Linked DNA regions of Homo sapiens: region 1 is linked to region 2. Evidence: read pairs that join two places in POLR2A ChIA-PET (ENCODE). Cell type or tissue: Panc1. All regions are shown on one strand.

Region 1 (8,000 bases), 1.5 Mb after region 2:
TCGGCTCACTGCAACCTCTGCCTCTCAGGTTCAAGAGATTCTCGTGCCTCAGCCTCCTGAGTAGCTGGGATTGCAGACGCATACCACCACGCCTGGCTAATTTTTGTATTTTCAGTAGAGATGGAGTTTCACCATGTTGACCAGGCAGGTCTTGAACTCCTGACCTCAAATGATTTGCCTGCCTCAGCCTCCCAAAGTGCTGGGATTACAGGCATGAACCACCCCACCTGGCCTTCTTTTTAAGAATTTGAAGTGTGCAGTGAGAATGATGTGCAGCGAGATGAGCAGAGATAACTGCAGGCATGAAACTGTGGCCACATAGAGACAGAAAGTCTGAGAGACAGAGCAGGATCCCTTAGAACTCACTTCCGTTTCCCTTCCCAGTCACCACTAAGGCTGCCGGCACTCTACGTCCTGCCTCTGTCCCTGAGATTGCTTGCCTATCTCCTAATTATCCCTCCCCTCCTCTTTTGTTTCTAAACAAGTTAAACTGTGGTTTCTGCTCCTTACGACAAAAACCCCTCATCTTAGATGGCACCAAAAAAGGAACAAATTCAATTATCCACCAAATCCAGACAGAAGCACCGATGGTGGATTAGAATACCACTGCAAGGCCAGGCCTGGTGGCTCATGTTTGTAATGCCAGCAGTTTGGGAGGCCAAGGCAGGCAGATCAGTTGATCCCAGGAGTTTAAGACCAGCCCGGGCAACATGGCCAGAGCCTGTCCCTACTAAAAGTACAAAAAAACATAGCTGGGCATGGTGGCATGCACCTGTAGTCCCAGCTACTTGGGAGGCTGAGGTGGGAGGATCATTTGAGCCCAGGATGTTGAGGCTGCCGTGAGCTGTGATTGCACTGCTGCACCCCAGCCTGGGTGACAGAGTCAGACCCTGTCTCAAAAAAAAAATCGCAGCAAAACTGGCACAAAAATAATCATGTGATTCAAAAGCTATTTTAAAATAAGGTGTGAGGCCGGGGAGGTGGCTTATGCCTGCAATCCCAGCACTTTGGGAGGCCAAGGCTGGAGGATTGGTTGAGGCCAGGAGTTTGAGACCAGCCTGGGCAACATAGTGAGACCTTGCCTCTACAAAAAAAAAAAAAAAAAAAAAAAAAAAAAAGCTGGATGTGATGGGCATGCTTCTAGTCCCAGCTACTCAGGAGGCTGAAGAAGGAGGACCACTTAAGCCCAGAAGTTAGAGGCTACAGTGAGCTATGATCACCACTGTACTCCAGCCTGGGTGACAGAGTGACACCTGGTCTAAAAATAAAATACATAATAAATAAATAAATAAATAAATAAATAAATAAATAAATAAGGTGTGCAAAGCCCGTAAAAATGAATATTTGTGGCAGTCACATGCAATTAAATACGGTTAATACCAATCTTTAGATATGCAGGGAAGACTGTAGAGACAAACCGGAGGATGGAAAGGGCACACACACATTCTGATGGTGATGCCACCACCAACCGTTGATCAATGATGGCTGAGAGTAAGAAGAAATTAAAGATAAGGAAAAGTAAGAGGAGGCAGAGTAGCAGAAGAGGACATCTCATATGACCACAATATTGGTTAAATAAACAAAAGAAAAAAACTCTAAATATATCTATTCATCTGAACTTACCTTTTCTAGTGAATTGTTAATTATAAAAACTCGGTATAGTAGTTCATAGTAATCTTCTATAGATACATTTTTTTCCTTTTGGTATCTATATGGTAAATTTGGAGCATGGAGAATTACCAACAAAGAGCCATTGACTTGGGTTATATTCATGACTGGAGGATCTATTTTTGCTGAAGAAAAAACATAAAAATTTGACAAATCATCAAAGGAATGTATTATATACAGACGCATTATGTATAATGACAAATCAGCATGGTGGGAGGATCACCTGAGCCCAGGGAGGCCGAGGCTGCAGTGAGCTATGATCATGCCACTGCACTATAGCTTGTGTGGCATAGTGAAACCCATGTCAAAAAACAAAAATAAAAAAGAAAATTGCATATGTATTTGAATCTCGAACCTTTATAAATGTAGGGAGTGTTAGATTCTTAGCAGAATAAAGATGGAAACATACAAATTACTTTCCTCTGTTTATTGGAAGGGCTTTTCTTAATCTGACTTTTGTTTGTTTGTTTGGTTGGTTGGTTTTGGGTTTTTTTTTGAGACAGGATCTCATTATGTTGCCCAGGCTGGGCTCAAACTCCTGTACTCAAGTGATTCTCCTTCAGCTTCCTGAGTAGCTGAGATTACAGGTGCATGCCACCACATCCAGGCTAGTCTGACTTTTTATTGACAGTGTAGCCCTTGGAGGTTCTAAGACTTTTGTAGGGGTATTAGTTCTAACTCCCTGCCTTGTGCTGGCCTAAAACCTTGTCTTTTGTCCTGGGAGTGGCTGTTACCACTTAGGGTCTAGTTACCACATCCAGCAAATGCCTTCAGGGCAGCTGGGGCAGTCACTGTGTTGGTCTTCTGGTTCCCCTTTGATTTCCGTTTACTTTGTTTTGGCCCCCAAGGATTCCCTTTATTTTTATTTTTGCCCCTCTGTGGAGTTTGGAGAATGTGTTTTATCCAGAATTTCTAAGTGTTTTAGAAGAAGAGAGTTTCCTACTCCCAGGCTATTTAATTTGGAACCATAAGTTTTTAAAGCACTTTCCAACTATATTGGAATAATGGGATAGTTAACTTTAAATAAACATGTCCCTTTTGTAGTGAGGCACATATTTCAGGCATTGTCCTATCAGTGAGTCAGCTGCGGACATCACAGGGCTCCTGGCTTATGATCTGTGATGCTAGATTTTGCAATTGATTGCAAAATCAGTTTTGCAATCAGTTGCAAGTTTCTTGACCCATTCACTGGATTGTGATTGTGTTACAAGACCAAGTCAAGATTATTTGACCTCATAGCACTTTACTCTTTAACAGCTCTCTCCTTGAAATATTACCTTCCCGCACTATTCATGAACATATCAGCCCACAGATTTCCTCCTACCTCTTTGGCTATTCCTTCTCAGTCTCCTTTTAAGATTTTTCTTACTCAGGCATCTTTGGGTGAAAGTCCCTCAATATCTGGTCTTACTCAAAACTGCCTCTCACTCACTACTCTCTCCCTAGGCAATCCTATCAATGTCCACTGTACTGTATGCATGAAATGACTCACAAATTTTTGTCTCTAATAAAGACTTTACTTTGAGTCTTGGATCTGAAGAGATATGTCCCCTGGATCTCTTAAAAGCATATTAAGCTTAACATATTCAAAACCAAACTCATAATCTCTATTACCTTGCATCCCACCAAACTGGTCTTTTTCATCAAACCCCATCAAAAAGATCTCAGCAATTCATCTAATTATGCATGCAAGAAACTTAGAGGTCATCTTTGACATGTCCTCTTCACCATTATATCCGATCTATCACCTGGTCCTGCCAATGTTGCTTACTAAATGTCCCTCCAGGAATAAATTTTCTCTAGTCCTTTTCATAAGCCAAATTCGGTCTCCTGTAGACTATTATTAGTAACCTGCTACTTCACTTATCTGCATCCAACCTGTTCCCCAAAATATAGTCAAAATGATCTTTTCTATACACAAGTCTGATCATATGGCTCCTAAATAAAATTATGTTTTTCTGGAGGAAGTCACAACTCCTTAAAAAATTCTTGTACCTGCCTACCTTTCCAGTCCCATCTCATTATGGACTCCTTCCTGCATGCTCTTCTTCAATATATTGGTTATCTTTCAGTCCCTTGAGTTTGCTATGCCAGAGGGCCTTTGCAAATGCTGGTCCCTTGCTTGAAATGCTCTATTCTTTGCCTCAAGTGATCCTCCTACCTCGGCCTCCCAAAGTGCTGGGATTACAGGCATGGAGCCAACACACCTGGCCTTCACATCTATTTTTAATCCAAGTAATTCTAGGGTCAAATAATACTGAAATCTCGCTAAGTATCAAACGCTGCTTTTAACTGAAGAAAGTTTACTTTGTTTTATTTTATTTTTAAAATCTTGCTTTGTCTCTAGATAGACACCATAAATCAGAACTTCTTAATCTAAGATAACATCCTGCTGCTCAAAAACAGGTGTCAGAGGAGGCAATGCATGCAGCTGGCTCATTAGTCTATATCACAGATGCCACAAACATGCTGTCTTGAGGAACTAGAAACGTGCTTTTTTGAAATATGTTCTTCAGAAGTTCTTAGGAGCTGTGGTGGGAGAGCGCAAGCCTGGGGGTGAGGAGGCAGCTGAGTGGGTGATTCTTCTCACTATTGCATCAACAAGAGTAGTAGCTATAGACTGGGTTTCTTATTCTTCTACTAAGAGGCCCCGAAATAAAATGGCTTTTTAAAGGACCTGGTCTAAAGCTTTTTTCTTTTCTTTTCTTTTCTGATTTTTTTTTTTTTTTTTTTTTTTTTAGGGAGAAAGGTCATACAGAAAACACACAAACCCTTCTTAACTCAACACTATCCCAATTTAAATAGAATTGAGCTAAAGCTGTGTCAGTCAATGTCTTTGGCTATTCTTACCTGACTGGCCTAATGGCTTAGACTGAAGGAAACTTTGTTTGATAAGTAAATTTGAATGTGACCCTATTTCTAGGCTTGAATATAATAATCACACTGATCTGTGAATTCCCTTCACTGGTGTTCATCAGTTTAGTCATGAAATCTCCTTTTCCTCTACTAGAGAATTGCTTGTTGAGTATATTGGCTTTGAATTTCAATGTATCCAAGAGACAACCAAGAGTTACCATGAATTAGTTTGCTCAACTCTATTCCACCCTCCTGCTAATTAGAGAGTTGGGGGAAAATGCATCTAGCATTTTGGACAGTATCTAATTAATTTGGATCTCACTGGACCTTGCACCAGTTAGAAGAGGTGTATGGATGGATCCCTAAGTACTAAGATACAGAATGTGAATATTTCTGTGGCCATATGAATGCAAAGCAAAAGGCTCATACTGAAAAGTGGTCTTAAAAAATCTGGGTGGTTAGAGAATTGCAAGGAACCCATAATAGTCAAAACAATCTTGAAAAAGATGAATAAAGAGGAGGGCTCACCCTTCCCAATTTCAAAGCTTACTACAAAGCAACAATAATCAAAATAGTGTGGTATGGGCACAATGATGAATGTATAGCTCAATAGAATAGAATTGAGAGTCTGGAAATAAACTACACGTCTATGGTCTATTGATTTTCAACAAGTGTGCCAAGAACTCTCAATGGGATAATTTTCAACAAATGGTGCTGGGACAGCTGGATAGTCATATGTCAAAGAATAATATTGGACCCTTACCTCACACCACATACAAAAATTAACTCAAAATGAATCAGACTTAACTGTGAGAGATAAAACTATAAAACTCTTAGGAGAAAACATAGGGTAAATCTTCATGATTTTGGATTTGGCAAAGGATTCTTAGATATGACACCAAAAGCACAAGCAACAAAAGAAGAAATAAATTGGATTTCATCCAAGTTTAAAACTTGGTGTCAAGTGATACCATCAAGAAAGTAAAAAGACAACTCACAGAATGGGAGGAGCTAGCTGAGGATCATATATCTGATAAGGCATTGGTATGCAGAATATATAAAGAACCCTTACAACTCAAAAATAAAAAGATTTGATTAAATTTTTTAAATGGGCAAAGGATCTCAATGGACAATTCTCCAAGGAAGGTACAAAATAGCCAATAAGCATAAAACAGAAGCTCAACATCATTAATTAGCAGGTAAATGCAAATAAAAACCACATGAGTTACCATTTTATACCTATTAGGATGGCTATAGTCAAAAAAGATTGGTAAAAATGTGGAAAAATCAAAACTCTCATATATTGCTGATGGGAATGTAAAATAGTGCAGATGCTTTGAAAGTAGTCTGGCATTTCCTCAAATGATTAAATATAGAGTTACTATGAGACCCAGCAATTCCACTCCTATGTATATATTGAAGAGAAATATAAAGGTATGCCCAGCTATGTGTGGTGGCGTATGCCTGATAGTCCTTGGTACTTGGGAGGCTGAGGTGGAAGGATTGCTGGAGCCCAGGGGTTCAAGACTGAAGTGAGCTATGTTTGTGCCACTGCGCTCCAGCCCAGGTGACAGAGCAGGATCCTGTCTCTCAAAAAAACAAACAAGAAAAAAAAACAAAAAAACTCACACTCAAAAATTTTTACATGACTGTTTATAGTAGCATTATTCATAATAGCCAAAAAGTGGAAACTACCCAAATGTCTATCAACTGAAGAAAGGATAAATAATATGTGGTATATCCATATAATGTATTATTTGGTCACAAAAAAGAATGAAGTACTGATACATACTACAATCTGAATGAACTTTGAAAACACGTTAAGTGAAAGAAGCCAGTCAAAAAAATCATGTATTATATTAGTCTATCTAGAACAGGGAACTCTATAGAGACAGAAAGATTAGTAGTTGCCGGGGCTGAGGGCTAAGGGAATGGTGAGACTGGAAGGTGATAGCCAAAGGGTATGGAGTTGCTTTTTGAGGTGATAAAAATGTTCTAAAATTGACTGTGAGTGATGGTTGTACATATTTGTGAATATAGTAAAAACCATTAAACTGTATGCTATATGCTTAAAGTATAGGCTGTGTGAATTATATCTCAATAAGGCTGTTTAAAAAAATCTAAGTGGATGCAGTGACCATCTATTTCCCCAGTGTCCTGTAGTTGCTCTATGGGCTCTTGAACAAAATAGTTGCATGATGGAGGCTATATATAGACTTAACAATATGGATCTCCTCTTACCAAAGTTGGTCTGACCTGCAGAGTGTCCAACTTTCCAGTAAGGAAGATCAATGTTGAACCCCTAGTATAGTGCCATATTCCAGGGGCTCTCATCTTCCATCTCGTTGCAGGTAGGTTTATTTTTGTTCCCTTCCAAAAGGGAGGGGGCAAGAGACATTGGTTATAGATTTTCTTTACTGCTGGATATAGATTCTGGTTACAGATTTTGTTTATAGATTTTTATTTACTGCTTCAATGCTTTTATTAGCAGACCCCTAACCACTCCTGGGACCACACATACACCCATAGATGTAGTCAATGCCTTGTTCATGAGCATAGTACTCCACAATACATTGCTTATGACAAAGAACTTAAGTTAATGTGAAAGGAGTGAAGCAAGGTCTCAAGACCCATAGGACAAATATATATCATATATTTGTCGCTCAGAAATCCATGACTTTATAGGAAGGTGAAATGGATAATTGAAAACTCAGTTTGAGAGACGTCTTGTGAATTGGCATATGAATTGGTAAATGCTCCAATTGGTAAATGCTTCACTAAGCCTAGGGCCAATATATGGTGCTATTTCTTCCACAGACAGAATTCACTGGTCTAGGATACAAGAAGTAGAAGTGGGAGGGGCAACTCTGACTGTTACCCATAGTGAACAACTTATGACATGTTTTTGTTTCCCATATGCTTGGCCTTGAATTCTTCTGGTTTATAACAAAAATGGTTTCCAAAAATTGGAAGTCGAGGCTCTCTCCTGACCATTTGGAGCGCCTCATGCCATTTAACTAACAAAAAGAAAATGAGGTTCTTATATTGTCTAGGGTGATTCATTCTGATTTTCAAGGCATAATATAGTTATAAATACAATGGGGTCAGGTGGAAGAATTCTTGGTATCCTCTGGTGTGCCTCTTAGAGCTTCTCTATTCAGTGATAAAAATTAATGTAAGGTTAGGTCAAGCGGAGACAGGAAACACCAAAAGGACTCAAACTCCTCGTGGATAAAGAGCTGAAGTGCTGGCTGGAAAGAAAGTGAATGTTGAGTTTATAATGAAGGAAGAAGTCATAAATATTAACTACAGCTTCATGACTAGTTGACTTGTTGCAATTATGAGGACTGTGGTAAATATCTTTTTTTTTTCTTGTTCTATTTATGCACATCTTTATATCTATACATTAAACCCCTTCTCTCTCTCTCTCTACTATTTTATCCAATGTCTGTTGGTAATGGTTAATTTTAACACCT
Region 2 (8,000 bases):
CTACTCTCTTTCAAAAGCACAAATAATTTTCCTTACCAGAAACCTCCTAAATTTCATAGCATTCACAGTATACACTGACATGATGTAGGAGAGGTGACATGTTATGTGCTTGAATTCAGAGTTTTTTCCCCCGTTCTTTTTGATTTAATGCCTGAAAAGAGTAGTGGCATATGGACTCTGTTCTTATTCAAAGCCCAATTATGGTATGATTCCTGGCAAAAACGTTCACCATTATACAAGTCCACAAAGGGCTTTGAATTATTGACCCTACTCAGTAAACAAGAGAGCTCCTTGTTGTTGGTCCCACTGGGGATGGGGGAGCACAGGCAAGGTAGTGGAAGGCATAAAAAAGGAAAGCAAGGAGAGATGAATATGCAAAATGCTGTTATTTTAAACCCTCTTGTTTTAGTTTACATTCAAGGAATTGTATGTAATGGAGAGGGCACAGAATTAAAAACTAAAATGATGGGATTCCAAGCAGGCTAAACTTAAAGTACCTTCCTAACGACAAGCCTACCTGCCTCTGTACCCATTGTTTCCCCCTCCCATTTTGGTTGGAGGTGACACTCCTTGCCATTGGGCCAATCCTCTTACCAACATCAGAAGCCCACTTCTTTCTTATCATGTTTTTATCATCCTCCTTCTCTTCTATATCTTCTCCTTCTCTCTTTCTACTGGATTTTCCTCATCAGCATTTAAACATATGGAAGTCTTTTAATTTATAAACATCTCTTTATCCTATTTTCCCCTCCTGTTACCACCCTAATCCTTTCCATCTTTACCTGTGCATAAGAAGTAGCACAGCAAGGCAACACTTGTCTTTACTCAACAGCTCCATTTCCTTAGCTCTCATTCATTAATTAATCTTCCTCTGAAAGGGCTAAACCAAAGTTATCAATCATCTCCCTGAAGCTAAGTTCGACAAACATTAATAAGTTTCTTATCACTTACCCTCTTATCAAAGCACAACAAAGCTGACCATGCCACTCCAGTAGATCCTCCACTGACTTGGTTTCCATGATACTAGATCCGTTTGGATTGTCTACTGCCTCTTCAGTTGCTCCTTCTCCTTCTTCATTTACCAGCCAGTGCTCCTCATCTGATCTGAAACGCTGGACTTCTTCAAGCTTCAATCTTCGGCTCTCTTTTCTTCTCCTTAGACCAAGATTTCTCAATAGCTTTTGGGTCTTAAAGAATCCTTGACAAAAAATTATTGCTGAACTTCCAGTATATCAGCATGATCAGTAAGTTGCAGACATAATAAACTAAAAATACTATTAATACTCTTTTGGAGATAGAATGATAGTTTTCTATGGATATGTTTATTTTGGCTAATATTATCAGCCCACTCATTTTGTGTGGTTCTCCTCCCACTAAGGATATCAACTTGAATGTAAGTCAATAGTATGAGTAGCGCAAACTTTAGTTTTTCTTTTTTTTTTTAAATTAAAATTTCTTCTGGATTTTTAAAACCTTATCCAATTAGACTTAAAATTCTTATTACAAATGTCTACTATGTAATTAGTATGTAATCTCAACATTTTAGGAGGCTGAGAAAGGAGGATCATTTGAGACCAGGAGTTGAAAACCAGCCTGCTCAACATAGTGAGACCCTGTCTCTACAAATTAAAAAAAAATTAGCCAGATATGGTAGAACTTGCTTGTAGTCCCAACTACTTGGGAGGCTAAGGCAGAGGATCACTTAAGCCTAGGAATTTGGGGCTGCAGTGAGCTATGATTGTGCCACCACACTCCAGCCTGGGTGACAGAGCAAGAGTCCATCTAAAAAAAAAAAAAAAACAAAAAATGACCAAAAACCCCCCCAAACCCATACATTCTACTATAAAAAATGCAAACACGGTATGGTATGTGGTACATGGTGAATGGCAAGAGTGCTTTTTCCCTATTTACAACTAAAGATGACTTGTTAGCTAACCTTTCTTGAAAAAAGAAAGGCAATAAGCTTAGCTTGTCTTTTAAAAATTTAATTCCTTTATTTTCAATAATTCTTAAAACCCATGGGTTAACATAGTAAATTTCTGTTAATAAATAACTGGCTTAAGCCAAAATAATTTTTAAATTGTATTTACTTAGAAGCATTCAAAATGTCAACAACATGGCTGCAACTGTTTTTTTTTTTTTACAATTATAGAGTTGTATTCAGTTATCAAAACAACAATTATTTTGTATAAACTGCATCAGAGACAACTGAAGATGAAAGAACTACCATCTCCACATATAACTAATTTGTGCAGTGCACCAGAAAGAACCTGTTTAAATTTCCATGCCAATTTGCAACCCCCATACTGTGCCAGGTAAGGTTAGTGGCTATTGAAAATACTACCTGGACAGGGCTATCTAAAGACACATTGGATAGTGTGTTAACTATATAAAAAAAGACACTGTACAATTTAAAAACAAATTTTATACAGACTTACATTTCAATTTGTTTCTTTAAAAAGTAGTCAGTTGTGTACAGGGGGGTTAAATGCTTTTAAGACAAGAAAAACACTGCACTAGAACCAACTTATTAACATTGTCATTATCTCCTCCTCCTCCTCCTTCTCCTCTTCCTCCTCCTCCTTCTTCCTTCTTCTTCTCCCTCTTCTTCATCTTCATCTTCTTCATCTTTTTTTCATCTTCCTCCTCTTCCTTCTTGTTCTTACTCCCTTTTTTTTTGGCTACATCAGTCTTTCCTTTAGCTTACTGTGCAGCAATATTCTTTGGGTATTTTTCCTTCAGCCTTGCATCCTTCTTTTTATAAGGCTGCCTGTCATCTGCAGCAGTGTCATTCCATGTCTCTCCCAGTTTCTTTGCAACAATGGATAGGCTGGGATGTTCTCTTTCGATTTTTGGGTGATACTCAGAAAAGAATGAGGCCAAAGGAGGCCTCTTGGGTGCATTGGCATCTTTGAACTTCTTTTTTCTTTCTTCTTTAGGAGGGACATGGGTTTCATTTCTCTTTTGTAACGAGTATTGTCTACCTTTGCCATGTCTTCAAATTTTTCTTTCTTCTTGGCAGACATGGTCTTCCACCTATCTGGGCACTTCTTAGAAAACTCTGAGAAATTGACCGAACATTTGGGTGCTTCTTCTTCTGCTCCTCCCAGCAAGTTTACACAAAGAATGCTGTGAAGATATTTTGCCTCTTGGCTTCTTAGGCTCTCCTTTGCCCAAGTTTAGTTATTTTTCCTCAGCAAGGCACAGAATTATCCAGAATCACCCAGTGCCCATCTGGTTCTCACTTGCCCTGGCATTGTCTTTATGCAGCTCAATGAACTACAACTGAGATTTACTTTTTTAAAGGTAAACTTGATAGATTTAATTAAATAAAATTTGTCAGTTGAATTTAATTAATATTATTTACAACACAAAGATTTGTTGGGAATGCTGAATAGTAAACCTCTTAAAATAATAAGTCAAAGCAGTGGAAATAAAAATACAGCTTAGGACATATATAAAAGTCAAAGTCTTACAGATTGCTTGTTGGAATGTAAAATTGTGTTGTCACTTTGGAAAACAGTTCTGCAATTTCTCAAAAATTAAATATAGGTTTTCATGTGCCCCAACAATTTCACCACTAGGTATATACTCAAGAGAGCAAAAACATACGTTTACACAAAAGAATTGTACATGATGTTTATAGCAGCAGTATTTATAATAGCCAAAAATTACAAATCTAATTGTTTATCAACTAATAAATGAATAAATAAAATGTGATATATCCATAAAAAAAAAAGTCAAAGTCTTTAGTATAAAGCTGTAACAAATCATTTTCTTTGTGAGTGACATGATTAGGCTCAAATATAGACCTAGAAGTTACAAAATTGTTATGCAGATGTGTGTTGGTTTTCCAATCTCTTTTATAGGCCTAAATATTTTTAAAAGTATTATTTGAACCAAAAGGAAAGAATGAAATTTACACATGTAATTTCAAACTTGGTTTTTGCTGCAAAAATACTCAATTCTAGGTCAAATATATGAAGTAAGCATTCAACTACTTCATTTTCAACTATGATCAGACAATTTCTGTCCTTGTTTTTGGTGTTTCTTAAATAAGAAAATGTTGCTCATAAATCAAAAAAGTTGAAAACCACAGCAAAATATTCACTGCTTCACTGTAAATGGCAGGATACTCTGTCTTCACAGAAACCCAGAACTCATATAGGGGCAGAACTCTTATTGTCATTTGTAAGAATAATCAGACTTCATCTCAAAGTTCTTCCTCTTCTCTGAAAATCAAGTTCTCATGTGAGGAGAAAATCTAGAGAAAGCATCCCTCACCAAGTCAGACACTTGGATTGAAGGGAAAAGTACACTCAGTGTTGCTCTGCAGTTCTCTGGATGGTTTTCAATATGCTCATATCCTCCTTCAATTTCAAGCCCAAGCAGCAGTTGAAACATTTCACAATTTCCTTCTGTGACTTGTTTTTTCCTAAAGATTCAATTTCTTTAAATTCAAGAATCCTGTCATTTGAAACAAAAAAAAAGTTTCTGGGCCATACAAAGACTTGTTCATCTGGATAAGGTGATGGAAAATGGCTGCTAAATAGCCTAGTTTCTGCAGCCATTCTTTATCTTGAAACCCTCTAGCAAAATCTGACCTACTAATTTCTTGAAAGTGCTACCTTTCGGTTCAAACACCCTGTTGAGAACTCTTCCTCTGCTAACTCACTGGATGTAGAATAAGGTTTGTTAGGTGGCCTCCAATATTCTCATACCATCTTCAAGCCATCTTCAGTGAACTGGTCTGTGTTTAATAGTAATCATCCTTGTAGCATTACTCAGATTTTTTTTTTTCATTTTGTATTTAAGAGTTTTCAACACCAGTAGCTCTCTGGAAATAAGTCAGTGTCTTGTGATGTCAGTGTGAAGGTGAATTTTCTTGGGGCACCATCAACGCAGATGCCAGTGCCATTCTTGCAAAATAGACTTTCTGTTTTCAGATATAAAGATGAAGAGAAAAAGTATCTTGTCCTTTACTTGTTTTGGGCAACATCCTGCAGTAGAAAAAAAATGTTCTTAAATTTCAACATTATTTATAAATCTTACAAGTGCTACAGCATGATGTTTATTGGTGAAATTTGTTTATTCATCAAAATGGACAAAGAAGCTGTAATTTTTCAATGTATTATAAAAATACCTTCAGCATCATGTGGCATGCCATCAGTATGTCAGCTTATTATGCTGATTGAGAGCGTGACTTTTTCAGTTGCTTGTATGGAATCTCATTCTAGCATTTTCCTAATTATGACCTTACCTGCTATCATTATTAAGTTCTCACCAACTATGCAACTTTTCCTTTTCTAGGCTACACTTTGTGCTTTGGATAACTCCAAAATAACTTGTTTTCAGAGCCTTTTCCTTGAGTGTGACTGTTTTTTAGAACAAAATATTTATTTTGTTTGTTTGAGATTCAAATTATTGTTTAAAATAATCAGTATCTTTATTTGTTAAATGGCTGTAATTTGTAGTTAAATGTCTTTTCAATTTTGCTAGTTATTGCTGCATTTTTAGTTGTTTGGTATTGACTGTGCACAATAGAATAGATCAACTTGGATGTAAAACTCATTGTTAAGTAGCTTTCATTGTAAAGGTGAACTTTCTTTTGGATTCTCTGCACTGGGGGAGTGAATTGACTCAAAAGATTTTATTTCCTTATCCAACCTTATCAAAACTGTCCAGAAGCCTAAGCCTAGAATCTTTCTTTTCTATCTCATACTTCATCTTCAGAAATCATCAACCCAATGTTCAGATATATTTGTGAAACACAAATGCAGATAAAATATAAAACAGAAAGGTACAGCAGGGCACAGTGGCTCACGCCTGTAATCCCAGCACTTTGGGAGGCCAAGGAGGGCGGATCACAAGGTCAGGAAATTGAGACCAGCCTGGCCAACATGGTGAAACCCGTCTCTACTGAAAATACAAAAATTAGCTGGGTGTGGTGGCACACACCTGTAATCCCAGCTACTCCGGAGGCTGAGGCAGGAGAATTGCTTGAACCCGGGAGGGGACATTGCAGTGAGCTGAGATCATGCCATTGCACTCCAGCATGGGCGCCAGGGCCATACTCCACCTCAAAAAAATGAGACAAAACAAAACATAACAACAACAAAAAACAAAACAGAAAGGCACAATACCTGAGAAAATCTCAAGAAATGCAAAACCTACAATACAGTCTATTTTTAACTTACCGAATTCACATTCAGCACTTATTACAACAACAAGCAGCAGGGATCAGATGAGTCTTGGTATGTATAAGTATCTTCTTTAGGGTGAAAAGGTCCCACTGATTGTCTGTTACACCTGTAGAGCTTATTTTTTTCCTTGTCAGTAGGTTGTATATAAAGGGAGGTGGGAAAGGTAACTTGGAGGGAGAAGGTGGACATCATTTTCCTGCCTTCCTCACCTTTGTGCAGCATAACACTCAACAGATATCCAAGGCCTCCCTCACCTGGCATCAATATCTGAGAATGGATGTATCTAAATAAATATTGTCCTATGTACATTAGGACAAAATCTGATGTTTAATATCTCTGCAATCAGTATTTCACATGGAAGCTCTCGAGACATTTAGCAGCCCACTAGGATTCTGTAGAACTTCTGTTGAGAAAACTTGTTGAGACAATCTTACCTACACTCATGGCTTCAGTTATCTAATGCTTTCAAATTTATGTCTCCTGTTGGTTCTGGATTTAAAATTGCTGACTCGCCATCTCCTCTTGAACATTTCATAGGCACATCAAACTCAGAATGCCTAAACTTAAATTCTCAATTGTGTCTCTACTCCCTCCCCAACCATGCAAAAAAGAAAATTGTGAGCCACTTCCAGTGTTGTTCCCCTCAGCAAATGGCACCAATGTCCACTAACTGCACACCCCAGCAACCTGGACATCATTCTTTACTCATTTCCCTTAACTGTACCTCCTATTCCATGTTTAATCAGTCTCTAATTCCTGTTGATTCTGTTTACTAAATGTCACAACATTGAATCTTATTCTATATCCCCACCACTCTGAATCAAACTATTCCCTTTTTTAGGGCTGAATTTCCAGAAGAGTCTCTTAACTGGTCTTTGTTATCTACTATGAAACCAGTCCAAGTCATTCTCTACTTTGTTGCCAAATCTTATCACGTTTCTCCCTGCTTAAAACTTCTCAATAACTACCAGCACATTGCTCTTAAGATGAAGACCAAAATCCTTAATAGGACATACAGTGATGTGCGTGATCATCCCCTGCTAACCTCTTCTCTGCCTTCTCCCTTCCCTTATTGTATTCCATCCATGAAGACTTATCAATCCCCTCTTTTAAGAGGCTCCCTCACGCTGTCCTCCCTCTGTTTATACACCTCCCACTCCTTTCATCTCACTCTTACTCATCCTTCAGATCTGAGTTTAAATGTCATTTCCTCAGAGAAGCAAGAAGTTCCTTAGTACTGTGTATTTCTGCCTAATTTCACTTACCACAATTCTAATTGCACAGTTTGTTGGTTATTATCTATCCCTGAAGCAACTCTGATTGCTCTTGAAAGGCAGGGAGTGCATTTGCTGTGTTTACCACCTATCTCCAGCATTAACACACAATAAAAACAATTGGTGGGACAAATGAGTAAATGAATTATTAAATTCACTAATTTGCTTCTTTCATGCTATTGCTCTCAAGTTTAGGAATAAAATTACTATACTCATTACATAAAAGAAATATGAATTTCTAATTTTAGGGTTTTTTATTAGTTGAACTTTTTACTATAAGCAAAATTGCTTAGCATTTGAAATACCTTTTTAAAAAATGTTGCCTAGTCTACCATCTCATGTATGTTGTAAGTTTTATGTGATTAAATAAGTTTTGATATGCAGCAAAATAACAACATGAAATTGTAAATTATACTAATAGTCTGTGACTTAATTAGCATGAAAAATCTTCCCATTTATTTATAAGACCAAATAAAAATATTAACTTGAGATTAGCACTGCAGCTGTTGAATATTTCAGTGCT

What was found. ChIA-PET counts read pairs that join two places held together with the same protein. Peaks named below come from ENCODE experiments on the same cell type or tissue, not always from the same donor. Only the 100,000 strongest peaks of a DNase experiment are listed, where the experiment ranks them.
Region 1: POLR2A ChIA-PET joins it to region 2 with 17 read pairs; 2 of 35 experiments call an interaction of 5 or more read pairs at or near these places.

The regions. Positions count from the first base shown.
Region 1 is chr6:137,146,099-137,154,098 of GRCh38, forward strand. IL22RA2 (interleukin 22 receptor subunit alpha 2) reads right to left here. Exons shown (of 7, transcript NM_052962.3): 6 at 1,624-1,793. Among named protein-coding and RNA genes, the nearest start is that of IL22RA2, 24 kb to the right of the region's middle. In Panc1, no CTCF peak of the experiment used is centred here; no DNase peak of the experiment used is centred here.
Region 2 is chr6:135,633,537-135,641,536 of GRCh38, forward strand. The region is part of intron 2 of AHI1-DT (AHI1 divergent transcript); the gene reads left to right. It overlaps LINC02524 (long intergenic non-protein coding RNA 2524), which reads right to left and starts at 1,145. Exons shown (of 3, transcript NR_183501.1): 1 at 952-1,145. It also overlaps the pseudogene HMGB1P17. In Panc1, no CTCF peak of the experiment used is centred here; no DNase peak of the experiment used is centred here.